Regions from separate parts of the Mus musculus genome. Here region 2 is linked to region 1. The links are chromatin loops, found by intact Hi-C in ENCODE. Cell type or tissue: heart. All regions are shown on one strand. Links, peaks and the distances in the headings refer to the core of each region. The heading gives the core; the rest is flanking DNA. Region 1 holds the start of Bbs4 (Bardet-Biedl syndrome 4 (human)). Region 2 overlaps Hexa (hexosaminidase A).

Region 1 (16,402 bases), core at 5,688-13,687:
GAAGCTGGAAAGAACCCAGATGTCCCTCAACAGAGGAATGGATACTACACAATGGAGTACTACTCAGCTATTAAAAACAATGAATTCATGAAATTCTTAGGCAAGGGGATGGATCTGGAGGTTATCATCCTGAGTGAGGTAACCCAATCACAAAAGAAGTCACATGATATGCACTCACTGATAAGTGGATATTAGCCCAGAAACTTAGAATACCCAAGATACAATTTGGAAAACACATGAAACTGAAGAAGAAGGAAGACGAAAGTGTGGATCAATGCTTTGAAGGCTGTTCTCCCTACCCAAGCCATCTTCAGTGTTTTCATCTAACATATGAATATCTGGAAGAAAGCTAATGGAAGTCAGTAAATGACCCATACCTTGATGATCCTAGTAGTTTGTGAAGCCACCCTGCCTCACATGAGAACAAGCTCAACTTCCTTTGGGTTACATCATTCACTGAGAACCGAAAGAGAAGTTTACTTTTATTTGATTTTTAGATTTTGTGGTTGTAGTTCTACTGATGAATTAGGGAGATTAATATGTCACTATGAAAAAACAGTGCAAGGAATCTTAATTCTTTTCATACAGAAAAGACAACATAATCTTCAACTACAATTTGGTTACTCAAAGTAATTATCAAGTGACCACAGTACCATCAGCAGGGCCACGCGACTTCTCTGCTATACACACTCTCTTTAACTCTTCTATTGTGCTGTGATAACGCAGTCTGTTGTTTCTATAATCTGCTCTTCTTGCCAGAGAAGGATCTTGAATGCAAGCACAACAAAAGGAGGTCAGCTGCAGAGCAGACAAACAAGTAAACTAATGATCATGCTGTATGTTAACATACATCTCATTCCTTATTTCCAAGCACATCCTTCTGATTCAGGCATTATTCCTGAACCATCACAGACATCTGTGTACACTAATGGCGGGTAAGACATGGTCACTGTAGGAAAGGTCTCTATTCATGTAGATGACACAGTATCAACAGAGGAGCCCTGTGAACTGAGTGTGCAGGACGGCCAGCATCCAACTCGATACATGAGTCAGAACTCTGTGAAATTTGTGCAGCTCCTCACTTCTCCATTCTTGGCACTATGAAGCCACAGTTCCCAAACAACTCACACTAAGCTTGATGAACCGACAAGAGCCAATCATATCAATCTTTGCTTTCAAGTCGCTCGCCCCACAAAAGTGCTCTACAGTGTCTGGGAAGTACAGGGGGACCCATAGAGAGCAGGAGCTTGATCCACTGAGGGATTTTGTGTCGCAAGAGGTTGTTTCTTAGCATTCTTTACCTACCCAAGGTACTTTACAGTCATGAACACTACATCTCTTAAATGAACCTGCAGATATCCTGTTAGTTGCTACGTTTATGTCATGCAGAGGGGAAAAGAACCGATGGGGATGAATGTTCTACTTTTCAATCCCAGAAATGAAAACAGTTACAAATAAAATAAAATAAAGTAAAATAAAATAAAATAAAAACAGGAATGAGAGACCACTGTCAGGTCAGATATGTAGCCGTCTCCTAAAACTACCTTCATGCTGTCAGCTTTCCCTCCGTGAGTGTTTCTAAGCATCTTAAAAAGAAAATACCCAGCCGGGCGTAGTGGCGCACGCCTTTAATCCCAGCACTCGGGAGGCAGAGGCAGGCAGATTTTTGAGTTCGAGGCCAGCCTGGTCTACAAAGTGAGCTCCAGGACAGCCAGGGCTACACAGAGAAACCCTGTCTCGAAAAAAACAAAAACAAAAAAAAAAAAAACAAAAAAAAACAAAAAAAAGAAAAGAAAATACCCATGGGTATGATCATTTTACACATTGGATCCGACACCATTTACAATGGCATCAAATAACTCACTGGCTACTGAGTTTCACCGTACCTTCACTGCTACTGCTAGAGTTTCCTATATCTCCATAAGACCCCTTCATAAATTTTCCACTGCCTCCTGAGGGCTGGACATCCCTCAATATTCTTTTTTTCTTACCTGAAAAAGAAATGAAGACCCAACAATGAAGTTCAACCTTAATGGCATAAAAATAACAGAGGGCAGCTAAGCATTGATCTGATTTTAAATATTTTATCTCATTGCTTCCTTCTGGATCATCACAGAGATCAGTGTACACTTGGTGTAGACATCACATGGTCAATATAGGTAAGGTGAGGACCAAGAGAAAAGCCGCATGAATCAGTGTGGCAACACAGTATAACCCAGATGACCAGTATCTAGAGCACTTGAACAACCACATGGATGCAATGAGGTTTAGACAATTCCTTCTTCCTCTACCCTTTGCACTAGGACACTGGAAATGAAGGACTCTTCATAAGCCTTATGAATCTGAAAATACCTAACAAGGTATTAATTAAAGGTTTAATTAAAACACAGGCACCACAGAAATCTCATGACATTTGTTAAATACGAGAAACAAACAGACAAAACCCAGCAGCTAGTTTAGACAGGGTGCATGCAGAAGGGTTGGTTGGGTGGCCTTGAGCCAAAGGGACAGTGATTGCTTGCTTTTCATTCTTAACTCAGCATGGTGGTTCACAGATCATGGAGAACATATAGTATTACCTCCAGTGGTCCACAGCAGGAGAAAATTATATTACATTAATACATTTCACTGGAAGCTACTGGAGCACTTGCTTTTATGTCACTGGGAACAAATTGCCTGACAGAAGTAAAAAGGAAGATGTGGAGGGATGTTCTACTTTCGAATCCCTGACACAGAATATGAGTTTACAAAAGAAGCATCCAGGGGCCTTGTGGGTGTAAGTGCACCTCCCACCACCACCACACTCAAGCTGCCTATCAGTGCTTTGTGATCATATCTACCACAATGACTCAGACCAAAATCATGCTAACCCAGTTATTACTTGGTGGTTGGCAGGGAAACAACACTCTCTTTCAACCTATTCACTCTAAATAAACCCTCAACATAAACTGACAAGACAAGATGCCTCGACAACTGTTGCTCAGTTCACTGAGTGTGTGCATTCTGCCTCTCAGTGACCGTTACCTTAGCAACAATCTCTATAGCCAGGTCAGACCTACCAAGAGCAAGGGCAGTGGCTGCACTCACACTGAGTGTGCACATGCCCTGGTCACTTCTTCCTCAGGGAAGTCCAGTTTCTACTATACAAGCTGAGTTTCCATCCACTATCTACCCAGGGGTAGAACTTCCCTTGCTTCCCCTGAACTCAAAGCCTCCTTAGCTGATGCCTGGACATGCAGACACACCCTGGTATGACATGCAGCCATGTCTTCAGTGCTGGGTACATGCACTGGATGGATGAGCTTCCTCTGCTCTTACTTGCTAGTCAACATGGAGACTGACTAACAGTAAAAGAAAATATGTTTAAAGCAGAGTCTAGCTGGTCTTTAAATGTGGCCAGTTAAAAGAATTCTTATGACTAGATTTCCAACTGCATTGATTGGAGTTGGGCTTTAAACTGTGTGATGCTTTGAGCTCATGATGATAACCTAAAGTCTGTCACCAGTTCTTACTTTGGTCTGTTGCAGCAAATGAAATTAAGATTGGACACACATGCAGTTGGCCTTCTTTGCTGGATCTTCCATTGTTACAGCGAATGCTCTCACTAGGCAGGTCACCTCATTCATTCCCTGTTTGTCATTTTTGTTTCCTATGTTGTTGTTGTAGTTGTTGTTAGGCATGGTCTCATTGGACAGCCCAGGATGACCAGAAACTGTAGAACTGGAAATAACCATGGAGTCCAAAACCCCTGCTTCTACCTCTGGGGTACTGAGACAATGGGCGTGAGTACTGCCACTCAGATTTGGGTGGCACTGAAGATCACACTGAGGGCCTCCTACATCCCAAGTATGCACTTTACCACAAAAGCTGTTTTCCAGCATATTCTCTGTCTCTCACACTTGTGCAAAGTCTGCACCCAGGCAAATGGATGCTTAAGTGGGATTTTGTTATGGTTTTCTATCTCTGCAGATTTGACTTGTACCAGGTGCATCTAATGGCTGAAATTCATCTATATTGACTGATGGAATCATGATAAGGCAGTCAGTGGAAGTTTGATCTCATATACTGATACTGGAGTTCATGTTGTGCACACAATGGTGATCTTGGCCTATGAAGGTAGACAACTCACTTACCTCTGTGTCTTGGTCACTTCTATGGAGCAATAAACAAACAAATAGAGCCAGCATGCAAGGCTATGATGAGGTCTGAACTAACATAGGGAAAGAGTGTACTTTCTTTATTGAGAAAACTGATGTTAGAAATCGGGTTTAGGGACTGGAGAGATGGCTCAGCAGTTAAGAGCACTGAGTGCTCTTTTGTAGGTCCTCAGTTCAATTCCTAGCAATCACATGGTGGGTCACATCTCTCTGTAATAGGATCTGCTGCCTTTTTCTGGTGTGTCGGGAAACAGCTACAGTGTACTCACATACATAAGACAAACAAATACATCTTTAAAAAGAAAGAAAAAGTAAGAAAAAAAGAAAGAAAGAAAGAACAAAAGAAAGAAAGAAGAAAGGAAGGAAGGAAGAAAGAAAGAAAGGAAGAAAGAAAGGAAGGAAGAAAGGGACAGAAAGAGAGAAAGAAAAGAAAAGAGAAGAAAGGAAAAGAAAAGAAAAGATAAAAGTAATTGGTTTTTTAAAATTGGGATTTCTATCTAGGAGACATATAGATATAGATACATTCTGGTGCATAAGATCTCAAACTATGTTTATCACAACTAAATGCATGCAGAGTACACATGCTCACAATTTGTAACTTAGGATGTCACTTTGTAGGTTGGTTTGGGGAGGATGGGGGTTTCTTTAAATGAAAGTCTTGACAGTCCCTGCCAGCTGGTGATAGAAACTGAACACTGACAAAAGATGGGCAGTGCTTATACAACTCTTATCTTAAATAGGTCTTAAGGAAACAGCTTCACAATACATACGATATCGTTTCTTGGTTGGCTGCACCTACAATTTAGAGAAAAGAAACTCTTAGGTCCAGAACACAGGGAGTTCCAATTATAAATTGTTTGCTTCCTCTTTTAGTATTTATATAATTATAATTAGGATGGGAAAGACTAGTCAAGACAAAGATTCTGTATTAGTCATATGATTAATGTAAAAACATCTGTCTGAACTTGGATACTCTGTGACAAAACTATTTTTCACACTTTCCCTGATTCAGCCCAAATCAGATCACCCTATCACCCTGTTAAGGGTTCTGGATGCTACACTGTCACAGGGCAAAGAAACTTAGTAACAACCTGTTCTTATGAGTCCCCTTTAAGAAGTGCATCCATAGCCCATGGTCTGTGTGCCCCCTAGCTGTGAAGAAAGAGGTTCCTTTGAAGTGATATGGATGACCACACATGCACAGTTGAGGAGGGATATGGAAGCTTCTCTGACAACCCCTGCCCTCATTCCAACCTCAACCCTTACCAAAAACTAGACTGGAAGCGACAGAATTGAACTCTTTTATGAAGGGTGATGAGAGTGCTGAAGTGTAGCTGTTCACAATTCATAGCTTCTGGTATGGGTAGGGGGATGACTCAGTTCTAGATAAGGGGCTTGCCATCATTGTTTGACCATGCTCCAGTAAGTTTATAAATAACAAAGTTTAGACTTGTTTTCCATTAATGTTATATTTATATTTAATTTTTGTGGCAGGAAGGAAGACATGGAGGGACTGGGAAGTGAGTGTCATCAAAGAGCATGAAGTGAAAGTCACAGAGAATCAAAAAAAAAAATGTTATGTTAAAAAAGGGGTGCCTCCATGCTCAAATTACCTACACTAAATTTCATGTTTTAAAAGTTGGGTGACCTCAATGTTCCTATGATTGACACAGGAAGTTTCTAGCACAGCAAAGCCTCAAAAACCTGCTCATTCCATCCAAATCATAGAATACTGCAGGAGAGCGCAAAGACAACACTTACAGGAAATACACATTTTTCATAAATGATAAGTCAACTACCTTTGAAAATATTTATTTGGTGTGTATCTGTGCTTGAGTATATGTATGTGCATGTGTCTTAGTTAGGGTTTTATTGCTGTAAAGAGACACCACGACCAAGGCAACTCATAAACAACACCATTAATTGGGGCTGGCTTACACTTCCAGAGGTTGAGTCCATTTTCATAGTGGTGGGATGTAGGGCAGCATCCAGGCAGACATGGTGCTATTAGAATGGAGGGTTCGACAACTTGATCTGAAGGCAGCCAAAAAGGCTGTCTTCCACAGGCAGCCAAGAGGAGGGTCTCTTCCACACTGGGCAGAACTTGAGAAGTAGTAGATCTCAAACCATGTCTACACAGCGACACACTTCCTCCAACAAGGCCCCATTTATTCCAACAAGACCACACTTCCTAATAGTGCCATATACCACAGGCCAAGGATATTCAAACCACTACAGCAGCACATGTGTGCAGGAATCCACAGAGGCCAGTAAACAGTGAAAAGTCCTCTAGTACTAGAGTTACAGATGGTTGTGAACAGATGGTTATAAAGGTTCTCTGCCATGTGACAGTGTAGGGTCCAGAACCCTTATCAGAGAGATAGTGTAGTCTGATATAAGCTGTGTCAGTAAAATGGGAAACCACCAAAGAAATCAAACCTGATTCCTTTGAAGAGCAGCACGTACTCTTAATCACGATACCATTGCTCCAGCTTCATCTGTTATCTTTTGAGTAAAAATTACAGAAATTTAACTATAAAAAGGAGCACCTTTGGGGAAAAAAAAAAGGTCTCCTACAACATTCCCCACAGTGACCAGGTCAGGGGATAACTTGGTACAATTGCATTTCATTCACTTCCTAAGTAAATAACTTAATACATGTGTATACATGATTGTTTTTATTATTACAATATGACATTTACTAAAAATAGAGGGATTGTAAAGTCCCTGGGAAATACCTTGGAAAATGTGAAGGCCAACTTACCTTCGCTGGCATGGACAACTCTTCTCTCTGGACAGTCCCTTCACTTGGGACTGTCATCTGGATGTTATCTGGAAAACACACACACACACACACACACACACACACACACACACACACACACACCATAACAGCTCAAGGTACAATCTGTAATTTCCCAGAGATCTTTGCTTCATAAGGACAAAGATCTATGGATTTAGTCTACACAGCTGAACTGAGTGGATATAGTAGCTCATTGATAAGCATGATCAAACTACTGCTGGACCATCCCTTCTGATGGGAAAGTTGGAGAAAAGAGGAATGGGGGACAAAACTTTTGGCCTCTCTCAGTAATGAGAGTAATGTCTAGGACATGTGCACCAACCATGTTTGATGGGTGAGTACTAAAATGAAGCATAAGGTAACACAGGACTTCTATCATGTCTTCAGGCCATTCTGAAGTCCAGGAAGATTGACACTTTCTCAAGAACCTCTCAAACCTATGTCAATGCCCACTACCTGAAATATGCAGAATTTTCATTTGTAATTGACCAAATGGGAATTTAAACTCAATAGTCCACACAGCATACTAGACAAATAGATTTGACAGAAGGTACACAACATAATTACATTCACCCACTCATCCTTTAAAAGACAATAAGTTGCTGAACAGTGGATGATGATATCAGTTTACTCTAAGTAAACTACACACATGTAGTTCTGTTGATCTGAAGGTGCATTCTTTTCATTTAGCTGCTTTGAAGCTGTCTGGCTTTCTTGTGTCTATTAAAATTACCTGATGGGCTTTTCATTTCTTGTTCGTTGGTTTTGTGTCTTGCATGCCATTATACTTATGTAGTAACCACTTACGCCAATATGTCCCACTTCTTTTACAATTGTTTTATATTTATGTATTTTGTGTTCTGAGTGTTTTGCTTGCATTTATGTTCTTGCACACATGTGCCTGGTGCTTGTGGTAGTCAGAAGACGATCCCTAAAACTGCCATTGTGGGCAGTGTCAGCCTTAGTGTGGCGCTGGGAGACAGCCCAGGCTCCTCTGCAAGAGCATGGGTGCTTAACCACTAAGCCATCTTTCCACTGTCTCTTTGTTTTTAAAGGATTTATTGTCTTCATGTAGATGAAGGACTGTTTATATGTTCACCACAGAAGCCAGAAGGGTACCATGTTACAAGCACTAGAGAGCTGCGTGCCTGACATGGATGCTGGGAACTGAACCCCAGTCCTCTACAAGAGCCACAGGTGTTCTTACCTGACCCATCACTCCACAAATGGTAGCATACCATAAATTCCTTACCTTTTTCATAGGTAACCTCTACCTGCTTTTTTTCTTTTAAATCTTCAAGACCGGGCTGGCCTATTTTGAGGGTTATCCTCCTGCCTCTGCCTCCTGAATGCTTGGATTACAGACTAGTGTCACTGTGATCAGCTTGTTTGTTTTGGAGATAAGGTCTTAGCATGTGGCCAAGCCTAATCTGTAACCCATATGTAGCCCACGGTAGCCCACATTCCTGGAAGCCCTATTGCTTTCAGCCTCCTGAGTGCTTGGATTGCACGTATGAGCCAGTGTGCTTGGACTCTTCTTTCTACTCTTCTACTTCTGTCTGTCCACCCATCCATCCACCCATCTATCCAGAAACAGGATTTCATCTATCTATGTCTGTCTGTCTGTCTGTCGACAGGATTTTATGAAGCCAGGCAGGCTAACCTGGAACTCACTATGTTACTAATACTGTTTATGAAAGTCTGATCTGTCTGCAGCCTCTCAAATGCTGGTGTGTGCCTCCACCTACCTGGTTTTCCATTTCTTGTGCCATCTCTTTTTTCTAAGGAAAGTAGTCTCTCTTAGATTATCATTTTTTGGCATCCATTTTATTTTATTTTAAACGTTTTGAGAAAAGGTCTTGTTACATAGTCCTGACTGTCCTTCCTGGAACTTTGTGTAGATCAGGCTGGTCTCAGACTCACAAAGATCCATTTGCCTCTGCCTTCCAAAGAGCAGGCATTGGCAGGCGGATTTCTGAGTTCGAGGCCAGCCTGGTCTACAGTGTGAGTTCCAGGACAGCCAGGGCTACACAGAGAAACCCAGTCTCGAAAACAAACAAACAAACAAACAAACAAACAAGTATGTCCATGTAGAGTAAAATTACAGTTCTAAACAGCCTACCTCTGCTCTTTGCTTGCCTGCTATACAGTTCTCTTCCCTAGAGAGAACCACTTTTAGTATTTAAATATCCTAGAAATATTTTCTTTCTTTTTTTTCTTTTTTGAGACAGGGTTTCTCTGTATAGCCTTGACTGTCCTGGAACTCACTTTGTAGACCAGGCTGGCCTCGAACTCAGAAATCCACCTGCCTCTGCCTCCCGAGTGCTGGGATTAAAGGCATGCACCATCACGCCCAAGTTGAAATATTTTCTAATAAAGAATTATGTACATAATATTCTTAGTTTTGCTTTCTTCTTATTAACATAGACACTGTATGCATTTCTTGCACATTGTCCTTATCTGATAATAGAATACCTTGGCAATTCTCTTACCATGTAAATAGTTGTCTCTTTTCAGATGCCACACAATATGAACTTATCATTTATTTGATTTCTACTGTTGGGTATTTAGGTTGTTTTTTTGGGTGTTGGTTATTCCAAACAATGATACATCGGATACCTCTGTATGTAAAGCCATGTCTTATGTCTATATGTATAGAATAAATTCCTATAATTGAAACAGTTGGGTTAAGGTTATAAGCATTTTTAATTTTGGTAGTTGTGGCTAAGCTGCTCTTATTGGAAGCTTGACCAATTTGTTTCCACTGGCGATGAAAGCATATTTTCCTCACAAAATGTCATTGAAAAACTTTGTTGCCAATGTAAGGCTTAGACCAAATCTCTTGGAAACATAAGTTATAAACTTCGTTGTCTACTATCTAACTGACACGCTCCACTCTAAATTCGTCCAGCCCGGTGCAGAGCTATCTAAGCTCTGGCTGCGAGTCCCCTCACCTATTCCTTCCGAGCTAAGCCATCCATCTGTGGCTGAGACCCTGGAACTCACTGACCTCACAGCCTGACCTTCCACTCACAACTCCTTAGGGGCTCAGGTTCCTCCTTCCTTCCCTGGCTTTGACTTCCTGCTCAGCTGGTCGCCCGGGAAACGGTCGGCTTCCGGTCGCGAAGCGGTGGGCGGAGCCAAGATGGCTGAAGTGAAGCTTGGGATGGTAAGCGGGGAGATTCTCGGAGGCTTAGCGGCGGCCTCAGGGCGGAGCGTCGTGGCGGGGCCGGGCCAGGCGGGGCCAGGCCGGGGCGGCCAGCGGGGCTGGGGTGGCGGGGCCGGGGCGTACGCCAAGTAGTCCCTCCGGGAGGCGGCGCGGTCCAGCTCCCCGCCTGGCTGGGCGTTTGGCGAATGCTGACCTGTGTGCAGCGCTTCGTCTGTTTTGGGATTGGGCAGAGAAGAGAGGTTTTTTGGAAATGGTGTTTTTCCTACTCTTAGGATTTGAGGGTGGGCGTGAGGTGGGGGTTACTGCACCTTCATTAGGCAGTTTTTGATATCCCATAGATTGGTAATTTAATTGGATGAAGCCTGGAACCATTCAGCGCCCCTGCCCTCTCACTGCGACTGGCTTGTTTTCCCAGCTGCGATTAGATTTCGGAAAAGCCCTGTTTCAGAACTCAGCTGGTTTAAATCGTTAGTTAATTCTACAACAGCCTCTGTGAATTCAGGCTGACCCAGAAGTAACTGGCTTTTTGCATCACTCATGACCTTGCTTGTTTGTGACAGTCTTGTATGTACATGGTATTTGCACCTGTAGTTCATGTTGGCTACGGATTAGCCACCTTTAATCCCCTGACTTCTGGGATTTACAGGAGTGCGTCATCACTCCTAGCTCCTTTTTTTTGGATTGACTTATAGTTGTATGTTTATGAGGTACAGTGTGATGATACGTCGGTACAAAGTGTACTGTGTGTGATGGTCAAGTCAGGGTCATTACCATTTCCATCTCAGCATATAAACTGTTGCAAACAGTAGCCCCCACATAAGCATTTGCTTCTGTCTGTTGGTATTTGGCTCCTGTTATTGAATATTATTGAATGTTTCTCTCCATCTTTTCCCTTTCCTAACTTTTGGTGACCTCTTGTTCTACTCTCTATTTCCATGAAATCAACTTTGTTTGTTCCTTTTTGTAAAGATAGGGTTTATTTGTGTATCCCCAACTGACCTAGAACTAGAGAGTAGACTAGGCTGCCTGGGATTAAAGGTGTGTGCTACCCCGTTGAGATCAGCTTTTTTAGTTTCCACATAGGAGTGAGAACATGCTTTGGCTTTCTCTGCCAGGCATATTTTACTTAGCATAATTTTTCCACAGTACTACAGATTACACCTTATTCTTTTTCATGTCTAAATAATACATGCATACTCCTGGAGTCTAGGAATCTCTTCACAAACCACACAAACACTGATCGCAGTCAGACAGGGATAGTTTATTGAGCAGATGCCCCAGGACTGGTCAACTAGGGCCATGGTCCAGATTCGGGAACTGAACCATGACCCCAAGTTAAGATCTTACAGGGTTTTTAAGCCCCAAATCCACAAACATCTGTGCCAAATTATTTCACCAATCAGGATTTAGGGATAGGATTTCCTTAGGAACATGTTTTGTTGTGCATTTACCCTGCTCCCATTGGTTGGGGTATTCAACTGTGGCAGGAAACCTGCCTTGTCTAATATTCATGTCCTAACTTCTCTACCAGGATGGGACTTGTCTAATATTCATGTCTTAACTTGCCAACCAGGATGTCAGTTACCTGTGTACATGTCTCTTTCTGCCAAGTAGGATGTCAGTTCCCAGGGAGGTTTTGGGAACATAAACTTTACTCGACCACTACTCAGAATGGAAGTTTTATTCCAAATAGTTTCTTATATTGGGGCGGGTATCTTTCTTATGTTGGGGTCCATCTCGGGGGCAGCTTATACCATAAAAACTTGAACACAGGTACAGGAAATACTGTTGGGTGGTTGGTTCAGATCCAAGCTTATTGTGGGTAACTATATAAAACAGTCCTATTGACTTTTTATTGTGACTGGTTTTCAAGGGCACAGAACATAACAGAATATGTAATCAATCTTGGCATCAGAAAGTTTCCTAGCAACAGCAGAGAGATAGGAGAGAGTTTCCTTATAATGGCAGGGTAGTCAAGTATCTGTTACCTAGGCCTTAACATATTACCTAGGCTTTAACAGTCCATCTAGACCTTAATATTTTACCTAGGCCTTAACACATACCACAGTTTATTTACCCATTTGTTATTTATCCATCCTTGGGCAACTCCATTGACTATGTACTTTGATACTGTGAAGAATGCTGCAGTAGATGAAGAACACAGTATCTCTTTGGTAGAATGAGTGTATTTTATTTTGGTATGTACTCAGTAGGAGGATAGCTGGATCATAGGATGTTTTGTTGATTTGAGATAGGGTCGTCTTATATAGCCTAGGCTAGGATCAGACTACAGTTCTCTTGCCTCAGTACCAAGGTGCTGGGATCATAGGTATATGCCATTGGGCAAGGACTGATTATTCTATTTTTAGCTTTTTGACAGTAGTTGATTTTTGAGGACTATGTTTGTAATTGTATTTAACTTCGGAGACATCCCTAATAAAAACATGAAGCCTTGTCCTTTACTTTTTACTTTTTTTTACTTTTTACTGTTGGGTTTCAAACCCTGTCCTGAACTAATGAATGATTTTAGTGGTTTTTTTTTTTATATTGTCTTTTGAAAAACACCATGGAAAACAGACAAATTAGTTGCTTCTGGTTGACAGTCTTATAATGCAGTGTTGTCTCTTGTAGGGGTCTCTTTTGTTTGCCATTTTATTTGCAGAGTGATACCAGCAGAATACTCAGTACAGAGAAGAAATCTCAGTGCATAAGCTAAAAGATAAATAATAATCTGCTTAATGTTCTAGGTTTACGATACTGGCACCATTATTGTGGGATATCCACCAGAGAAGACTGATCAGTCTCGGATTTAAGGCAATAGAAAGTCTATTAGTTGGTTGGCAGGTGACTATACTGGGTGCTCAGGATCCCAGTGTAGCCCTGAGTCCTTCTCAGGATGAGGTTTTAAGCACAAAAACCATATTTTGAGTTGACATACTTCAGTTAACAAAAACAGTTAGCCAGAAGCAGAACTACAGAAGCCGGAAAAAAAGGTTAGCACATTTAGAGACTTTTCTAGAATTATGGACTTTGGATTAGGCCTTTGTTTTACTTTTGACAGGTGACAATGTGTATATGCTGAGTTTATGGCTTTTTTTTTTTTTAATTTTTTTTGTTTTTTTGAGACAGGGTTTCTTTGTATAGCCCTGGCTGTCCTGGAACTCACTCTGTAGATCAGGCTGGCCTCGAACTCAGAAATCTGCCTGCCTCTGCCTCCCGAGTGCCGGGATTAAAGGCGTGCGCCACCACGAGTACAGTTTGTGTGTGTGTGTGTGTGTGTAGGTGCACATATGCCACAGCATGCATGTAGAGGTTAGAAGACATCTTTTAGAAGCCAGTTCTCTATCTCCATTGTGAGTTCCAGTGATTGAACTCAGACTGTCAGGCTTGTAAGGCAAACACTTTTACTGCTGAGCCATCTCAGCCCATAAAACCAATGGGTCCTTCTTTCTTTAAAAAGTGTTTTATATTTTATTTGTGTGTGTGTGTGTACATGTGTGCATGCTTGCACATGTGTGAAGTAGCACACTAGCGGAGGTCCGAGGACGACCTTCTGCCCTATGGATCCTGAGGATTGAACTCAAGTCATTAGACTTAGTGGCAAGGACCTTTACCTTCTGGCTCAAGGAAGGATGGGTAGTGTCTTAGCTGTGAACAGACACCATGACCAAGGCAACTCTTACAAAGAAAAACATTTAATTGGGCTGGCTGAAGCATGTCAGCATACAGGCTGGCATGACATTAGAAGTGAACTGAGAATTCTACATCTTGACCAATAGGCTGCAGGAAACTGTGTTGCATTGAATGTAGCTTGGACATAGGAGACTTCAAAGCCTGCCTCTACAGGGACACACTTTCTCCAGCAGGGACGTACCAGCTCTAATAAGGCCATGCCTCCAGTAGGCCAAGCATTCAAACATATGAGTCTGTAGGGGCCACTCCGCAGGTGGTTACTCAGTTTTTGTGACTGCATGCCACGTGGATCAGCCACATCCACGTCCATGTCTATAGTCTTAGAAGTTAGGCTATGAGAGACTTTTCATTCCCCGTTTAAAAGTCTTCCCCTAGTCCAAGAGATCAGACTCAGAACAGTCTCTGACTATCACAGTTTCCTGTATTGAGGTCTCTGATTTCACACTGAATCATGGACTTTTCCCTTCCTCTGTCTTGAAGGTCAGACCTGAGGGGCATCTTCTTACTCTGTGTTCTTCCATACACCAGTTCTTTCCATGGGTTCCAAGTTCTTGGGTCCTAGCAAGAGCTCTTCAGATCTGACTTGTATTCTTTCCATTGCACCCTGTCAGCTGTAAGACACAGCAAGTAACATCTCCCTCATTCTGCCCTTTTCTTGCTAGATTAGAGGCTGGGCAGGTTCTTTGGGGCAGAAAGCTGAGCCTCAGTTGTATGTCTTATTGCCACAGAAAAGTCTATGCAAGCACTGACTCAGCCTCTCCCATATGCACTACTTTCAGAGACTCCACTGTATTCTCTAGCACATCAGGGTTGGAGTTCTCTTCATACACACATGGTAGTCACCCTTTATCAAGGAAGCCTGCCACCCCATTTTCTGTACTGAATTCTGGGATTTCTCCCTTAGATGGCAAGCCTTGATCAGATGTCTTATCACCCATTGCAGAGTGCATGCAACTACCAGTCCAGTAAGGAGGCACACTATGCCATTCTGTCTAGGGAAAGAGAGCCATGTCAGGATTAGTCCTCCACCCTCGGGTCAGCCTCAGTTAACATGTCTTCTCATTTATCATCATAGGGACTATGCCACCAGTCCTCCCCACTCATCGTTGATTCTGTTGGTTCTGTTTGGGTACCAGCTATATTGTGTGACTTTTTTGGGGACTATATAAACATTTGTACACCCTAGGTAGAGTACTAATAGCAAACCAAAGATTATTTCCCCTGACTGGTTTGGTGAATACTGAGTTTATGTGTGGCTACTTATGGGGCCATAGGTGAACTAAAGGCAGCTACATCACCGAAAACCCCACTGGAGCATTGGTGATTGCTCTTCAAGCCTGCATTCCTGTACAGCTTTCAGTGAGTCTCACCAGACTGTCTCCACAGCAACTATTTACTACTTTTATGACCTTGTGTGTCTGCATCTTGAAACTTTTGAGCTTCATGAATCTTACTATCCTCCTTCCTTCCTTCTTCCAGGAGGAAGGAAGTAGCCACATAGCATTTTTTTTCATCACTATCAAAGACATTTTAGAACGAAGCCTCACATAAATACTTATTTCCCTGCATGCTATAGGGTCATCAGAGACTTTGCTACCCATTGCCATCTGCCTGTTTACTACACTAATTTTAGTTTCGTGCTTCTGTCTTGGCAATCCCATGAGCTACACTTTTTCTTTTTGTATTCTGATGCTGACAATACTTACATACTTTACAAAGTCACTCCTTCATTCCAATTGTTTTGTTTCTTAATGTAATTTCTTCAGAAACTTAAGAGTTACCAGGCAGTGATGGCACACACCTTTAATCCCAGCACTTCTGAGGCAGAAGCAGGTGGATCTCTCAGTTCGAGGCCAGCCTGGTCTACAGAGTGAGTTTCAGGACAGCCAGGGTGACATAGAGAAACCCTGTCTCGAAAAACCAAAAAACAAAACAAAAAAAACTTGAGTGTAAAGATTGACATTCTGAGTTTTCTACATGTGCCTACTATTACTATTATTGGAAATTAGACTTGGTCTCATGCATGCTAGGCATGTACTGTACCACGCATGTCACCCCAGCACTTTTGAATTTCTTGTGCTAGGGCTGGATCCCAGTGGGAATTACTTAGTTTGCAGTTTCTTATTCCTCTTGCACACTTAATTTTTTACAAAAGATCACATGTATGGATGTTTTATCTGAATATGTTTAAGTGCATGATTTGCATGCCTGATGCCGACAGAGGCCAGAAGAGGGCACAGGATCCCCTGGAACTGTAACTGCAGACTGTTGTGAGCCACCACACGGATGCCAGGAATTGAACCTGGGCTCTGTAAGATTACTCAGTACTCGTAACAGCCCAGCCATCTTCCGCTCCTGTTGTTTTGTTTTGTGAAACAGGGTTTGCCTATGTTTCTATCCTGGTTAGCCTCAAACTGGATATCACCCTCTCTCAGCCTACTAAGTGATGGCTTATAGGCATGCATTACCATGCTTGCTTTAAGGTACAGCTGAGTGTGAAGTTTCTTTTGCCAGTTATTCAGGTGCACACTGTTGTATATGTTGAAGGCAGAGGTTGGAGGAGCCTGAGTTTTAGGCCAG
Region 2 (16,402 bases), core at 3,144-11,143, 210 kb before region 1:
TGGTAATATTCCACAAAATTAATGTGTGTATTGCCCTTTAAGAATAGATAATGGACCAGGCAGTGGTGGCGCACACCTTTAATCCCAGCACTTGGGAGGCAGAGGCAGGCAGATTTCTGAGTTCGAGGCCAGCCTGGTCTACAAAGTGAGTTCCAGGACAGCCAGGGCTACACAGAGAAACCCTGTCTCGAAAAAACAGAAAAACAAAAGAAAAAAAAAAGTTTGTTACTCTTGGATTTTTATTCTTTCAGTTACTTTAAAATCCTTTCCAAATTCAACAATTTAAAAATTGGGATATTAGCCTAGCATGGTGCCACAGACCATGTGTGCCTTAATCTCAACCCTCAGGAGGCAGAGGCCAGCCTGGTCTACAGAGAGAGTTCCAGGACAGACAGGATTATACAGAAAAACCCTGTCTTAAAAAAACAAAATAAATAAATAGAAATTAAAAAATAAATAAAAACTGAGGTCTTAAAAGTGTACCTCCGGGGCTGGTGAGATGGCTCAGTGGGTAAGGGCACCCGACTGCTCTTTCGAAGGTCCGAAGTTCAAATCCCAGCAACCACATGGTGGCTCACAACCACTCATAATGAGATCTGATGCCCTCTTCTGGTGTATCTGAAGACAACTACAGTGTACTTACATATAATAAATAAATCTTAAAAAAAAAAAAAGTGTACCTCCATGGTAGACTGCTTGTTTAGCAGGTACAAGGCTCTTGTTTTGAATTCCACTAATGCAATATGTAAACAAACAAACAAAAAACGGGCTTCACTGGGTTTGGTGGTGCACACCTCTAATCCCAACACTTGAGAGACAGAGGTAAGTGGATCTCTGTGCGTTAGAGGCCAGTCTGGTCTACATAGGTAGTTCCAGAACAGCTAGGGACACATAGTAAGACCTTATCTCAAAAAAATGGATTTCATTTGGAATCACATTGACACTATAGACCATATTAATCTCTTGGAATATTGAAACTTCTAATCCATGATCATGCCATATACCTATATATGGGTCTTCTTATATCTTTCCAAACATTTAATAAGTTTTCCCATAAAGTTCTGCTCTGGGGAGTTCTTGTTTGTTTTGAGACAGGGTCTGATGTAGTCCAGGCTGACTTCAAACTCATTATATAGGCAAGGATGTCTGAACTTCAGGGCCTCCTGCCTCTGTCACCTCCCAAATATTGAAGTTACAGGGGTGTTTCTGCACTTGTGGCTCCCTTTATCTTCATGAGGTTTATTCTTTGGAACGTGTAAGGCCTACTTCTGTCACATGAGGTGCACTGATGTTTATCTAGACTTACATAACTCAGACATTTGCATTTATGGAAATGTTTGTACATGGTCAGGAAGTATCACCTCTTTTGCTTGAGCCAAGTCTCTTTCTTTGTAGATAATACAGGTAGAGCGATAGGAGATGGCACTTCAAGACATGGCTCCTTTAGAAGCAGGAAGCTGGACTTCCATGCTGAGAGATCTAGCAGTCAAATGCGTTTAAAAACCTAAAAGAAACTCAGAGTGGAGAGATGTCTCAGTGGTGAGGGCAGTTCCAGAAGATCCGCGTCAGATCTTACCTCACGTTAGGAAGCACACGACTTCCTGTAACTCCTTTTTAGAGCATCTAATGCTCTCTCTTCTGGCATCTATGGTCACCTATATTCAAATACATAAACAACACATATACATAATTACAATTTTTAAAAATTATTTTTCTGGAAAAATCAAGTCAAGTGCATCGACTAGGATGCGATTCTAAGTGTGCCAAGCCTGAACAAAGATGGAGCAGTGTAAACAGAGATAAATGGACCTAAGAACTGTTGATGTAGAATGAGCACATATGGACAAAGATTGGAATAGAAAAAAGTTAAACAGGATTCCTAGATTGATTTCTTTCTTTTTCTTTTTCTTTTTTTCCATTTCTCAACACTGGGTTTCCCTGTGTGATCCTGGCTGTCCTGGAATTCACTTTGCAGCTGGAGTCTGCCTCGGACTCAGTGATCTGCCTGCCTCTGCCTCCCAAGTGCTGGGATTAAAGGTTTACGCCACCACTGCCCGGCCTCCTAGATTTCACCTGTAAGCACTGGTGGAATTGTGTAATACTGAAGTGGAGAGCTGTGAAGATGTGTGAGGGACAGTCAAGGGATAGGGAATTCAGAGGACATGGACATGTGGACATGTATGTATGTCTTTGTGGATAAACCTACATATGACATTATATAGAAACACATACAAACATTTATAAGAAAAAGTAAGGCACTAAGGACTTGTTTACATATGAATAATATTACGTTGAAGAAAAACAAAGGCTGTGTACAAAAAAAAAAAAAAAAAAGAGTCTGTAACGCCGCAGAGGAGTACCTGCTCAGCCTAAGCAGAACTCCGGATTTAATTCTCGACACTACAGAGAGGAGGAGGAGAGGGGGAAACCGAGGATTTCATGCCTGGAAGTCCAGCACCCATAGGCTAACTCAGGAGCATTGCTCTGAATTCAAGCATCACCTGGGCTACATAGTGAGCTCTGAGGAAGGGAGATGAAGAACCAGCTTGCCTCCATCGTAGGCTCAAAAGCCATCTTATAGTAAAAATCAAACTAACTTCATTCTTGTTTATGCTTAAACTTCTCTTTTTCAAGGATTGGGCTATGCCCCACCTGTAACCTAACCACAAATAGTTCTGTACTTCATATTCCAGAAATGGCAATGATGTGTCTGTTTCAAAAGGTTATATGGCCACCTACTGACTACCTTGTCAGGACTATGACTACTTTGTTCCACCACCTTGCAACCATGCCTTGGTTTCAAGAGGTCATTAGGACTAACCTGTTTGTCCTGCTCCTATAACCCCACCTATTTTCTCCCATTTGGAACCCCTACCCCTAAGCTAGAAAAGCCTTGTCTTCCTCATATCCAATGCTGACCTCTCAAACCCTGCCTTAAGGGGAGGCAGCTTGTTTTAATTAATTAACTAATTAATTAATCAATCAGTTAATTGCTTTAATTTGACAATGATGATTTGGCGGCTCCTCCCATTTTGAGGATTAATAAAAAGAAGGAAAGAGGGAGGAAAGTGAGGAGGGAGGGGCAGAGGGAGGAAGGCTCCCAGCTCCCAGCTCCCAGCCCCCAGCCCCCAGCCCCCAGCCCCCAGCTCCCAGTTCCAGCATTGTTGGGTGGACATAGCTAAAGAGTGCTTGCTGGAGGGCGGCAGGAAGAATTTCACAGAAATCTGGCAAGGGAGATTTTCAAGAGGGAGAAGTAAAAAGATTCAAAGTTCAGAACCAGGTCACAGGATACATAGCTTACTACTTCAATGTGTCCTGGCTTTAACATGCAGCTCATCCCAGTCTTGCTTAGAAAGGCTCTGGATGGGGCTAAAACCAAACTACAGTGTCCTGGGCATGATGGGAAGGGAAAAGTGAAAACAAGTTAGTGCCAACAAGAAAACCTGAGCTGAGAGCCTTTAACTCCATTAGAGAAAGATGGGATGTGTGTGGTGGTTGAGGGAAGCTAGGGGTTAACTTGGTAAAATGCCATACATTCAACTCCCTAGAGTTGCACAAACTGAGCATGGTGGTTCACAACTGGGATCCCAGCATACAAGATACAGAGGACCAGAAGTTCAAAGGGCTCCTCTGCTGCATAGTGAGTTTGAGAGCATTCTGGGATCCATGAGACCCTGTCATGGATGAACAGAAAACTTGGCTCAAACCAAGATCTAACAGACTAACCGGCATCATGAGTGTGTCGTGTGTGTGTCCAAAAAAGAAGACATCTAATGTAGTGGCCAGTGGTGGCATAGCAAAAGGTAGGGTTGAGCTTGGAGCTTCATTCTCTAAGCAAATTCAGACTCCAACTATCTGTATAATCATACTGAGCCACAAAACCTTTCTATCTGTCCCTGTGATGGTTGTCGACTTGGCAGGATCTAAACCCAGCCCTGGGTGTATGTGTCGGTGATTATCTAGCCTGCATTAGCTTCTGGGAACATCTGTGAAGGACACCTTGGTTAGGTCAATTGCAGTGGGAAGATCCACCATAAACGTAGGTGCCATCATTTGGAGGGCTGAAGCCCTGGGCCCCATAAACTTGAAAGCAAGCTAAGCACTACTAGCATTCTCCCTCTTAGCATCCTCATTGCAAATGCAATGTGGCCAGCTGCCTCAAGTTTCTACAAATGTGACTTCCTCACCACAATAAACTGTAACCTCAAACTATGCGCCACAACACCCCTTCCTTCCATAGGATACTTTTGTCAGGCTGTTAACCCTAAGAGGAAAAGTAAGGAGCCCAGTGAAGATAATGGTGACGCCAACACCAAAAACGGGATGACATGGGATGGAGTGGTGGGTGGGCCTCTCCTACCTACACACCAGGCAAGTGCCCTACCACTAAGTTACATCCTAAACCCAATATCATTGCCGAGTACTCTACACATTTGACATGGCCAACACAGAGGAGCGACAAAGCACTTTGTTGCCCAGCTGACTGTCCAAGAATTCTGACTTACAGAGACTAGATAAACATCAGCAGTGCCCTCCAAATTTCTCCATCCAACAATCCTTTATTAGGATAGAGTATTCAGGTAACTGACTACCCGCTCTCATTCTCACATTTAGCCAAGTGGAACACACTCTACCTTCCTTCAGTGTCTGCCTGTCAACAGCTCTGCCTCCTCTTTTATACCCTTCTGTAGTTTCTAAGCACCCCTCCTGTAAACTGCAATAAAGTGATCCATAGGCAATTTATTAATAGATGGATGTGGTGATGCATGCCTGTAATCCCAGCACTCGAAATATTCAGGGATGAAGTCAGGATTTCAAATAGTGAATTAAGGGTAGCCTAGGTTATATCACATCTTGTCTCAAATTAAAAAAAAATTTCTTTTTTGAGACATGTTTTCTTTGTGTAGCCCAGGCTGTCCTGGAACTTCCTCTGTAGACCAGGCTGACTTGGAATTCAGAGATCTGCCTGTCTCTGCCTCCCAAGCATGGGGATTAAAGGTGTGCACCACCCAGCTTAAATTAAAAAAAAAGGAAATAAATCACAATTAAGTATCAGACACTGTAGAAAAATGTGATTTAAATTAAATTATGGAAGGTAACTTTGGAGAAGGGAATAGGATTGAAAGACATACCTATTTTTTTAAAGTTTATGGCATTGTGTGTTGTACACATGTATGTGCATGCATGCATGCTCATGATCCACAGAACTTATAAGAAGTCAAGGAACAACTTGGGCTCAGCACCTTTACCTGGTGAGCCATCTCAACAGTCCTGTGTTTCTTCTTCTTAAAGCTATCTATCCTGGGCTGCGGATGTAGCTTGGTGGCAGAGCACTTAATAGGCATAAACTCTTGGGTTCAACTGGTTACCATGAATGGAAGCAAATAATTGTTGAGATATTATAATCCTGTGTTAATAGCAGTATAGAAAAGGATGCTAATTTTCAACCTTTTAGAGTTTATTAGTAAAGGAAAACAATTTTACTTAACAAAGCTCCTAATTCTTATTTTCAGAGTAGAACAAACAAACACACACTCATCATGCCAGGTCATCAGACCCTGAATCTAGATTATGGGTCAGGTTAACCTCACAAGGTACTGATAAGAATTACGTGGACAGACCTCATCGGTGTTAGGGATATTAGATGGGGACTCACATGTCTCATATGAACATAGAACACATTATCCTTACCTTCCCAGTTATTGACCTTCCTCACTTCAATGGTCCCGAAGTTCCCCGACACCACCACAGCATTCTTAGTGCCGTAGTGGCACCTGGACCCCTAAGCCCTGATGTGTTATCCCTACAACCATCCATTGATGTGCACTTGAAGTCATCGGGGACACCAGTTAATCATAGTCTTGGAAGGTGTACTGCTGGCCACTCAGCATCCGCTCATGTCAAGGAAAGGGGGGCCACACACGCTCTGCTTCCTTTTAATTCCTATGGGTCCTGCACTTCCTCCTATTCAGAGGAGCGCCAGGGGCAAAATGGGTACTTCTCTGCCCCCTGGTGGTGCATCGAGAACCCTAGCAAGCCTGATTCTGTGCACTGTACACATTGGGTGCCTGGCTGTGAACCTTGTTCCTGGCCTATGGGCAGTTTGAGATCTGACAGTCTTCAGGTTAATGACCTCATGGTCACAGAACACAAACATCGGTGGGTGGCTGGAGAAAAGCACTTGCTGTCTTGTCTTGACCAGGTTACTACCATTTTTAAAAAAAAAAAATGGTAATAACATTACAGAAAATGTTTCGGGGCTGGGGATTTGGCTCAGTGGTAGAGCACTTGCCTAACAAGCTCAAGGCCCTGGGTTCGGGTCCTCAGCTCTGGAAAAAAAAAAAAAAGAAAGAAAATGTTTCGTTGAGTATAGTCACAGAAACTTAGTTCTAAGACCTATTTTTGTGGCTTCTTCCCTCACTGACTCAGATCAGTGCTTGCTCTTTTCCTGAACATTGGGAACGCCCAAGATGTCCTGGGAGAGGTCAGGGGCATTTAAAGTCTATCGACAATGTTTCTGTTATAGTTGTCAGGTGAAGAGTCTGGGGGCTGGCAGACTAACAGGGCTCAGTCAAACAGCAGTAAATCACAGATTTATTCAGTGTGCAACAAAGAGGCCTCAGCTGTCCTTCCAGCATGGCACATGGAGGGCTCCCAGTTTGGGGTGAATTGTCTCAAGAAACCGATACCTGGCTAGGGGTGGGTGGGATGGGTGAGGCACACATTTAATCACAGCATTCAGGAGACAGAGACAGATTTCTATGAGGTCCAAGCCAGCCAAGGCTACATGCTGAGACTTTTGACTTAGAAAAGCAAAAAAAAAAAAAAAAAAAAAAAAAAAAAAAAAAAAGATGTGTGTGTGTGTGTGTGTGTGTAGTGGGGTGGGGCGTAGAGGTGGCTCCAGGTTAAGAAAACTCCTGTCCTCAAAGAAGACTCGCATAGTTGCTATAGTTGATTCATAATTGTCCATCACTCCAGTTCCAGAACACAGGATTCAGATATACATGTGAGCAAAACACTCAGACACATAAAGTCTAAAGTATGGAAAGGGGGGATACTCAGAGAGGGTGTCAAGTATCTATATAACTTTCATTCCTGCCAGTATTGGTCCATTTCTGCAGAGTCCTCACTAGCAAGCACCCTCAGGCTTCTGAATAACAGATGAAAGAATTCTTTTGATGTAGAGGTAAAGGCTTAGATTATGGTTCCAGGCTAGAACTCGGGCTTGGCTAGGTGGGACTTAAATTCCTTAAGAATTTTGCTCTAGCAGAAGGTAGTCACTCTATTCCTGTAGAAATGGCACGACAGAGGCAAATCATAATGGCCAATCCGGTCCCCAAAGAACCTGCCTGAGGGACTGAAGAGTAGCAGTTAAGGACCAAGATATCTGGCCCTGCCTTTCAAAAGCTTCAGTACCCAGAATGCTGTAAGCTGATACCTGGAACCTCTTCCTTGCCTCTGCAGACCAGGCTAAGGGACCTGCAACCAGCAGGGGGCAGGCTGCATCCACAGCTTGACAGTTCTCTAAGACAGTTCATCTTAGAGGATACCAGGTCACACCCTCATCCGGGGCTCAGTCCCCAGGGCTTCACTTTCCAAATCAGCTGTGTCATTCACAAGATGCTATGGGCTGACAACCGGGAGGGAGGAGTGGGAAACCGGCTGCACTACTTTGGATTTGTCCAGACCCCTCAGAAACAGGTCCTTCAAATTCAACACCTTGCTGTGACTGCTGGTGTGTGGTAATCTCAGAATTTGGGAGGCAGAAGGCTCAGAAATTTCAAGGCCAATATATACATCAAGTTCAAGGCTAGCCTGGCTCACATGAAATTCTTGCCTCATGTGATAAAATCAAAAGACTTTATCCCGGTGCCTGAACCACAGTATCTGCTCAACAGTACACAAATAGCGGGGTCAAGGAAATTTAAGAACCCAGGAGGAGAGTGGAGCAGAGGCTCAAGGGAAGTGACCACTGGGACCAGGCTGAGTCTGGAGCTCCCCTAAGCTCCCACAGCATCTTCTTCCACAGACAGAAGCCTTGGAAGGGACACAAAATGAAGTGTCCTTTCTGAGGACAGACATGTGGGAGAACTGGTGAAGCACTCACTGCCTTTAACCTGTACAATCCAGGAGAGGGTCCTGAGTGTAACCGGTGGTGACCTGAGGGCCATTCATTCGTTTTTTCTTTTTACACAAGCAACCCAAACTCATTAGAGAAAATGCCACATAGATCTTTATTGAACACCAGTGCCAGCACCAGCCTCCTTCTCTGTAGTCACAGGGGCACACGGGCAAGGGGTGCTCTCCCCTGGCCGGGAGGCAGTGAAAGATTAGCCCTGCCCCGGGACCTGCTCTCTTAAGGCCAGCACCCTCCTGGGTGCTCAGCGCAGCTGACTCAAAGGACAGCAACCTCCTGGGTGTTCAGCACTGGTGGCTCAAGTCTGCTCAAACTCCTGCTCACAGTAGCCTACACTGATGGGCTGGGCCTGGATTCCTCTCCTGGAAGAGAACATAAAGAAATGGAAGATGAATTATTTGGCCTTGGACCATGGCAACACCATCTCCACAATAACCAAGAGCCTCCTTCCCATTTCAGTGAATCTCAAAATATTACTGTACCCAAGTTACTTGGAGACCTCCCTCCAAGATTCTCAATGAGGGCACTCTTTCTATCGTGCAGGTCTCTACTCCCCCACCAGAATTCAGTTACTTTGGAAAAGAGGACAGAGCCTGAGGGATGTCTGATGCTCTTGGCCCACTCAGATGTCCACTCCTGCTTCTAATATTCAATAAGCACAGCAGTGGAAAGGACTGAGCTGGGGATTAAACCCTGTCCTCGAGCTAAGGCTCAGAAGCCCTAAGAACTGACCTTTAGGGAACCGCTAAGCACACCTCCATTATCACAACAACAACAACAACAACAACAACAACAACAACAACAACAACACAAACCAACCCAACATGCTTGGAGATAAACAAAATGCCACTTCAATTACCCAGTGTCTTAGAGCTCACGACAGAGGGCTCTCAGCCATGTCTGCTCTGCACTAGGCTATGTTTCTATCAAATGACTGCTTACACAAGCCACAGTCAAGGGAGTACAGGTATTCATGAGTCAGTCAAAGCTTACAGGTTCAAATCCTGCTTCCTGCCGATTTTTAATAAAGTACTCAGGGGCTGTATACTCCTAAAATGGAGACAAAATGTTCCCACCTATGGGCTGTGATACAAATTCTACAGGATGGAGTATTCTTAGACAGTACCTAGCACAAAAACTTCTAAAGTTTTGGCTCTTACTCCTTTCTTCTTAGATCTGCCCAGAGCCCGCTTACCTCACCAGCTCACAACGGAAATGCGACAAACGTTTAAAGGCAAAGTCTATATTAGTTGTCAGGTTACTGCTCCACAGTCTCTCAGCGACGGCACCCGCTCTGGGCCTACAGGAGGGAGGAGACAGAAGATTGCGCCCTGTGTGTCTTCCTTCCCAAACTAGCTCAGCCGTAAATGATGCCTTGTTCAAAGTTGACAACCAGATGGGCGCTCTAAGGCAGTTCCAGGGCTCAGTTGCACCCTCATTAAAACCATCCGCATCAGCATACAGACAGTGATTCCAAGCTCCTCCTCTCCCAGAGACATAAGAATAAGGGTAATCCTTAGGGCATGTCAGCTGAAAGTTAACGTGGTATACCCCACTGTATTTGGGGAGGTTGCCGAGAAAATGCCTTTACTCTCATCCCAAGCAAGTACCCCTGGGTTCTTTACGGAACTTGTGAAGTGGAGACAATGGCCATTCTCCTGCACACATAATGCTTTATTGGACGCACACACAGAAGCCACATGGGACGTGAGCATCCCAGGCAAAGAGAAGCATCGTCTCAGAGCCTCCCTCACGGGTGTAGCACTGGGGAGCTGGAAGGGACAGAGACTGTGAGGCACAAGCCTTACCGCAAGCCTAGCCTCTGCACCCCCTACCCTACCTTCCTGGCCTCACCCCAAAATCCTTACCAGAGTCTGGGGACCAGGTTGGTGCTGTCCACATACTCTCCCCACATACAGGCCTCCCCTCCAATGACCAGAGCCTTCTGTTCAGGCGTACCTGAAGGAAAATAAAACAACAGACCATGGTGGTGAGGCTCTCCTCCAACTATCCTTCCAGTGCGGCCTTCTCCTCAGAAAGGCCATCTCATTTCCTAAATTGCAATGTGTTCCTTGCCCCTCTTAACGCCTAGCCTGGATCTCAGCCCAGCCAACAAAGCACCCTGCTCTCACCATGAAACGCCAGGGGCTCCACTTTGTACATGTCCTTCCAGTCAGGGCCATACTTTACACGGTTCAGGTACCAGGGAGCAGACAGCAGGGCCCGGAAGCCAGCCCTGGTGATATCTTGCATCTCCAACATGTACTCTACTGGCATTTCTTCCCGCCACACCTGTATGATTGTATCTGGCCGAACCTGTCACGAAAGGTCAAAGGGCAGTCATGGTACAGAGTTCAGAAGACTCGAGGTTCATTCTTACGCATGGTACCCAGGCCACGGAGAGCTCCCAGCTTCCCAGCAGCAAAGGATGCTTCTGAGCTGAGGTGCTCACTACTTAACAGAGCCCCCTGCTGCTCCCCTCCCAGACCCACCGTAGCTTCCCTGTCTATATAGAAGAAGTAATTACTGGTTGAGAGCTGAGGGGAATGGCAGTGGGGTCCAAAGAAACAGAGGATCTAAGTCTATGATTCAGAAGGAAAGCACAGCACACAAAGCCTCAGGAATCCACAATTAGATACGAGGTTCTGACCTAAACTCCAGCGGCCACACTTTTGTAGCTCTTCTAGAGAGCTAAAGAGATGCCGCCCAGCTCTCGGACCGTAGAGCCTATTTGGCAACATGATTGGTCCCTAGAGCGGTCAGGGAGGCCCGGGAGATTGAGATGGGTGCTTTCTCTTCTCTGCCCCTGCTCACCTTCACTTTATTATCAAATACCTCCTGCCACACCACATAGCCCTTGTCATAATCAGAGACGATGTCCAGCAGCCTGGAGAGGAGAGGAGCATCAGCAAGGTGTCACTCGGCTGTGTGTGCCAGCCCTCCAGGCGCTGAGCCTGGCAGGGCCTAGCCCTGACTGGACATGAGCATCTCTGGGTAGATCTACCACCTGACCACTCTAAACCTGAACAGATAGGACAAAGGGACCCTTAGGGAGCAGGGAATGGTCCTCGGGACTGACTTTGGTACTGAGAGCAGACACCATTCCCCATAGAAGGTGATCCCTAACACGCCCGCCCGCCCTCCTTCCTTCCTCACGTCTGGATGTAGAAGGACTCCAGCTGCTTGAAGTCAGTAAAGCCCTTTTTCTTCATGAAGGCCTGGATGTTGGGGTTGGACTTCCTGGGAAGCCAGAAAAGAGTGGTGATTAGCTCTTCCAGCATCCTGTAGCCATGACAACCTTCAGGTTAGGCATCCAGCCCCCTGCAACCTGCCCCTTCCACCTAAAATATCAAACCACCCGAGACAGCCCAAGGTCTCCAGCCAACTTGTAGCCAGGTAAGACTGGAGAACAGACACAGGCTAAGAAAGAAAGAGGCCTGATCTTGAGGAGTCTCAGACCCGCGCTCTCAGGGAGAACGCGCCTTCCATTTGCTCTCTGGATCACACTAGTCTCGCAAGCCTATGATCTCTGACCTGCTGCAGATTCCTTAACCTACAGTGCCTGTGTTTGCGTCCATGCCTTTCTCATCATGTTCCCAAAAGACAAACTTTCCTCACACCTAACTCTGGGGCCCACTGCTCAGAAGCCCCTTGGCCCCTTTTGGCCGCTGTAGATCTGAGAGTTTGAGCTTTATGACTTAACATTAACTAGGTCTTGTCACAGGCATTCATGAGCTGCCCAATATGGGTGCTGGGTGGGAATCCAAATCTTATTCCTCAGTCCTCTGATATACATCAGTAAGTGCTCTCTAGCTTGCACTAGACTCTTGATTGGACTATTTTAAGCCTTCTTAAGTGGGGACTGTTTTTCTTTATCCTCCATTTTTCCAAGACAGTTCTAGGCTCAGAATGAGGATATCCATAAATATCCCAGGATGTGAGGGAGGAGGAGGAGGAGTTCAAACCAACAGTCTTGCTCCTCATATAGGGCCTCTCTGGGCTGAGACATGGCTCCCTTAGAGGTGAGCCCGTAAGTAGCAGCAGCAGGCCCATAGTGCTGAGTAACCCACCCGCAGGCTGGTGCGTGAAGTCCAAAGGCTCCTACCAGCAGGTGAAGTCGACTTCATCCCCTCCCAGGTGGAGATAAAAGTCCGGGAAGACTGAGCTGATCTCCAGGAAGAGTGTGCTCATGAAGTCATAGGTGCTGTTGAGACTGGGGTTCACCGGTCCAAATGTGCCAGAGAGATGAGACCCAGAGTAGCAAGGTGTTAATAACCCAGGGGCACCTAAGTTAACAGAGAACCCACGAGTGTTACACATACACCTGCCCATGGATACTCCTGCACAGTAGGCCCTAGATAGAGTAGATGACTGTTCATCCACACGTGCAGTGCTGGGTACTCACAAGCATCAGTAACAACCTGTTTAGTCACAATTAAGTAAATACAGATATATCTACCATCAGAGACTGAGGCTGGGCTACTGGCAATGAATGCCGATGTGTACGATCTTACCCCACACACATTTTCCAGCATAAACCACCCAGCCCCTCAGGGCTAAGGAGACAGCGTGTCAGCACCCACTGACAGCCCCTCCACTCTAGCGCCTGCTGCCCATTTCCACATTCCCCGAGGGCTGTGTCTGGGCCAGGAGGCAGCCTATTCCAGTCTTCCCAAAGGTGTCATCTAGGGTTCACTCGGGGTTCCTGGATACAGAAGCAAGTGACTGAGCAGCAAAAATGATCATGCAATGGTGATCTCCAAAGACTAGCTTCAACTTCTTCTTTGTTTTTTATTTTGCTTTGTTTGTTTTGTTTTTTTCAGAGAGGATTTCACTGTGTAGCCCTGGGTATCATGGAACTCACTCTAGACCAGGCTGGCCTTGAACTCAGTGATTTGCCTGATGCTGGGATAAAGGTGTGTGCCACCCCCAATCCCCCATCTTCTTTCATACAAATTCTACCCTAGGGGTCAAACTCCTCAGTATCTACTTTAAGGTATAAAAAACCTACAGCAATGTCTGGGAAACACTTTTGCTTTTGTTGGGAGGGGGGGAGCAGGGGAGGGGGGTGGGAGGCAGAAGGCAGAAGCCTGAATCACTTATGCCTCAGGCTGGCATTAAATTTTAGATCCTCTTGTGGTTTCCTAAGTGTTGGGTTTACAGATGTCTATCAATATGCATGGCCTCTTCCCTTATATACACAAACACATACATACATACACACACATGCATACATACATAATTTTAAGGCTTATCTGTTTTATGTATATGGATGTTTTATCTGTGTATGTGTATCTGCACACCAAAAGGTATCAGATCCCAAAGGGCTACTATTACAGATATTTATTATCTGCCAGGTTGGTGCTAGGAATTGAACCTAGGATTTCTGGAAGAGCAACCAGTTCTCTTAATTGTTGAGTCGTATCTCTCCAGCCCCATCTGCCCATAATTTTACTAGTGAAAGTCTCTGCATAAATTAAATTTTTCCTAGGAGCAGCCCAGGCAGGAAGACTCTGGGGCCAAGACACCCTTAGGAGTAACTTCCGAAGCAGGAGCTGGCTCACTTGAGCCACTTTCTTGCTTTACCTATGGAAGGAACTCCCTCTAGGCAGGAGTTGATGGAGAACATTTTTTCAAGAGCCAAGGCCAAGATATAAGACATCTAAGAACCAACGCCCTGGAGCCCCTCTTTTAGCAGACGCCTCCAACTGCAGCTCCATTCTTACCTGGCCCCCAGGACAAAGTGTGGCCAGGAGTGTCAAATTCTGCCAGCACACGGATACCCCGAAGCCTTGCGTATTCAATGACCTCCTTCACATCCTGTGCTGTGTAGATGTGAGTGACAGGGTTGAAGGACCCCTGAAAGGCAGAAGATACGCTTCAGGATCTCATTTCCTGTGGCTACTGGGAAGAGAAGATATTCAAACACCCTGAATTTTAGAACACTCGTCCGAAGCCCATGTGTACTGGTGACTTCTTCAAGAGTCTATTATGATAAAACTATGATAAAATTTCCCCAAAGTTATCACATCTACTGCTTTCTTTTGGTGAGTGTGCATGTCTGCATGCGGCAGCACCATTGTGTGTGTTCCTCTACAACTTTCTTTTATTTTCTGAAATAGGATTTGTAATGGTTTGAATAAGAATGGCCCCCATACAGTCATAGATTTGAATGCTTGATTACCAGAGAGTGGAACTATTAGGAGGTGTGACCTTGTTAGAGTAGGTGTGGCCTTGTTGGAGGAAGTATGCCACTGGGGGCAGGGTGGGCTTTGAGGTTTTGGAAGCTCAAGCCAGGCCCAGTGGCTCACTCTCCTATAGATATGCTGCCTAGATATCTAGAAGAACACCGCTCAAGCTACTTCTCCACCACGTCTACCTGCATGATGACAATGGACTAAATCTTTCATCTGTACGCAAGCCCCAATTAAATGCTTTCATTTAGCCGGGCATGGTGGCGCATGCCTTTAATCCCAGCACTCGGGAGGCAGAGGCAGGCGGATTTCTGAGTTCGAGGTCTACAGAGTGAGTTCCAGGACAGCCAAGGCTACAGAGAAACCCTGTCTCGAAAAACAAAAAACAAAAACAAACAAACAAAAAACCAAACAAATAAATGCTTTCATTTATAACAGTTGCCTTGGTCGTGGTGTCTCTTCACAGCAACAGAACACTAAGACCTGAACCTGAACCTGAAACTCAGCACTGGGCTCCAGGTACCCACTCCCATCCCCCACCCTCACCAGTCCTCAGGTTGTTCAGCAGACTGCCTCATCTTCCCAGGACAACATCTACTGCTTTATCTGAGCAATCTAAGGCTAATGAGATAAATAAGAAGGAATTATGCCCATTTAACAGAATGTATGTAAATAACATCAAAAAACAAAACCAGGAGATATTAGCCACGGAAGGTTATAAAACAAATTAATGTGAGGACTTGAATCCTTGGGTCTTGACTTCAAAGCTGCTGCCCTTTCCTTCTGATTAGTTAGGCTGAGAACTACTGCCCTTGAGAACCTGAAGACCATGTTTGGGTAACGTGAATCATACCTTTCTGGTGAGCTCTGGGAAAGTGAAGCTCTCATATGGGAAGGAAGAGTCGTCCACCAAGTGCCAGTGGAACACGTTGAATTTATTGTATGCCATGACATCCTGGAGGTCAGAGCACAGATCAGAACCCCATACTGGGCAGACTACTCTATCTACATACAGAAGCAAAACTCAACCTTCCTCAAGTTCCAGGAATGCACTTATATTTCTCAAAGCATGTTTCAGAGCCATCTTTCAGATGAATTTTGACTGTAGCACTACAGCACCCTCTCGCTTTCTATGTCCCCATGGATCTCAGAGCAACATTTCCACATCCTCCCTTCTGACTGAGATGTCTGTTGGGAACTCAGCTGTCCCATAACTTAACTCACAGAAGTCAAGGCTAACATCTATGTCAGCTCCTTTAGTTCCACCAAAGGGATAAAGGAAAAGCAGCCCCAGGTGGTAGATGAACAACTGCACATCAGATTCAGGAGTGCTAGCAACTTCCCCAGCAAAGGCTTTACAGCAACTTTCCTATAATCTTGACTTAATTAAACTGCAGTCAGCTGTGCCTGGCAGAGAAATCAATTCCCCCAAAACAGTATAAGCAACACTGTATCCAAATCCATCTTATCCTAGAGTAGGCAGTCATCTACACTTTTCCCAGGGGCTCACAGAGTTACATAGAAAAGCTCTATTATGCCCCACTACCCAGACCTATGCATGAAATGAAGAAGGCCCGGAGGCCTGGTTACCAGTGTATCCAGGATGCTAGACAATGGCAGGTAATGGCGAGATGTATCCAGCAGTACGCCCCGGTGAGGGAATCGAGGAAAGTCTTTAATCTTTGTCTTGTTGATAAAGAACTGTGTGGAGCAAACACTGAATGCATTAGGATTCAAAGGAACTTACCATCGGGACAGAGAAAGGAGAAAGGCTCTCCCAAGATCCCCAAAATACAATGTATGAATGTTCTCCAAAATAGCTATCCTCCACTCTTCCACCAACCTCTCCACATCAAAGACTACACATAACTGTCCCGTGCCAAACCAACACAGCACCTGATATGCTACTCAATTTACAAACTACATTCTCCTTAGGCCAGCAGGTTTATTTTCTTCAAAGCAATATGGCACCAAGATAATTGCTAAATGACCCACGGGAACCACATTACAGTATCTCCAAACAGATTCCACCCGTATTTCTCCCTAGACTCCTGCTGGGGTCAGACTTACC

Evidence for each region. Peaks named below come from ENCODE experiments on the same cell type or tissue, not always from the same donor. Only the 100,000 strongest peaks of a DNase experiment are listed, where the experiment ranks them.
Region 2: a loop joins it to region 1, with 2.8 times the contacts of the local background. A loop is called at or near these places in 22 of 42 quality-filtered maps.

Annotation. Positions count from the first base shown.
Region 1 is chr9:59,347,137-59,363,538 of GRCm38, reverse strand. It overlaps Bbs4 (Bardet-Biedl syndrome 4 (human)), which reads left to right and starts at 10,031. Exons shown (of 16, transcript NM_175325.3): 1 at 10,031-10,129. The coding sequence starts at 10,106. In heart, for the core only: a CTCF peak has its summit at 10,280; a DNase peak (open chromatin) is centred at 10,108; H3K4me3 peaks cover 1,576 bases; H3K27ac peaks cover 1,184 bases.
Region 2 is chr9:59,556,918-59,573,319 of GRCm38, reverse strand. Hexa (hexosaminidase A) reads right to left here. Exons shown (of 14, transcript NM_010421.5): 4 at 16,402; 5 at 15,922-16,032; 6 at 15,185-15,286; 7 at 13,864-13,996; 8 at 12,243-12,423; 9 at 11,294-11,377; 10 at 10,952-11,024; 11 at 10,270-10,453; 12 at 10,006-10,096; 13 at 9,333-9,437; 14 at 8,211-8,499. The coding sequence ends at 8,436. Among named protein-coding and RNA genes, the nearest start is that of Celf6, 13 kb to the left of the region's middle. In heart, for the core only: CTCF peaks have their summits at 6,022 (motif pointing left) and 7,490 (motif pointing right); DNase peaks (open chromatin) are centred at 5,939 and 7,559.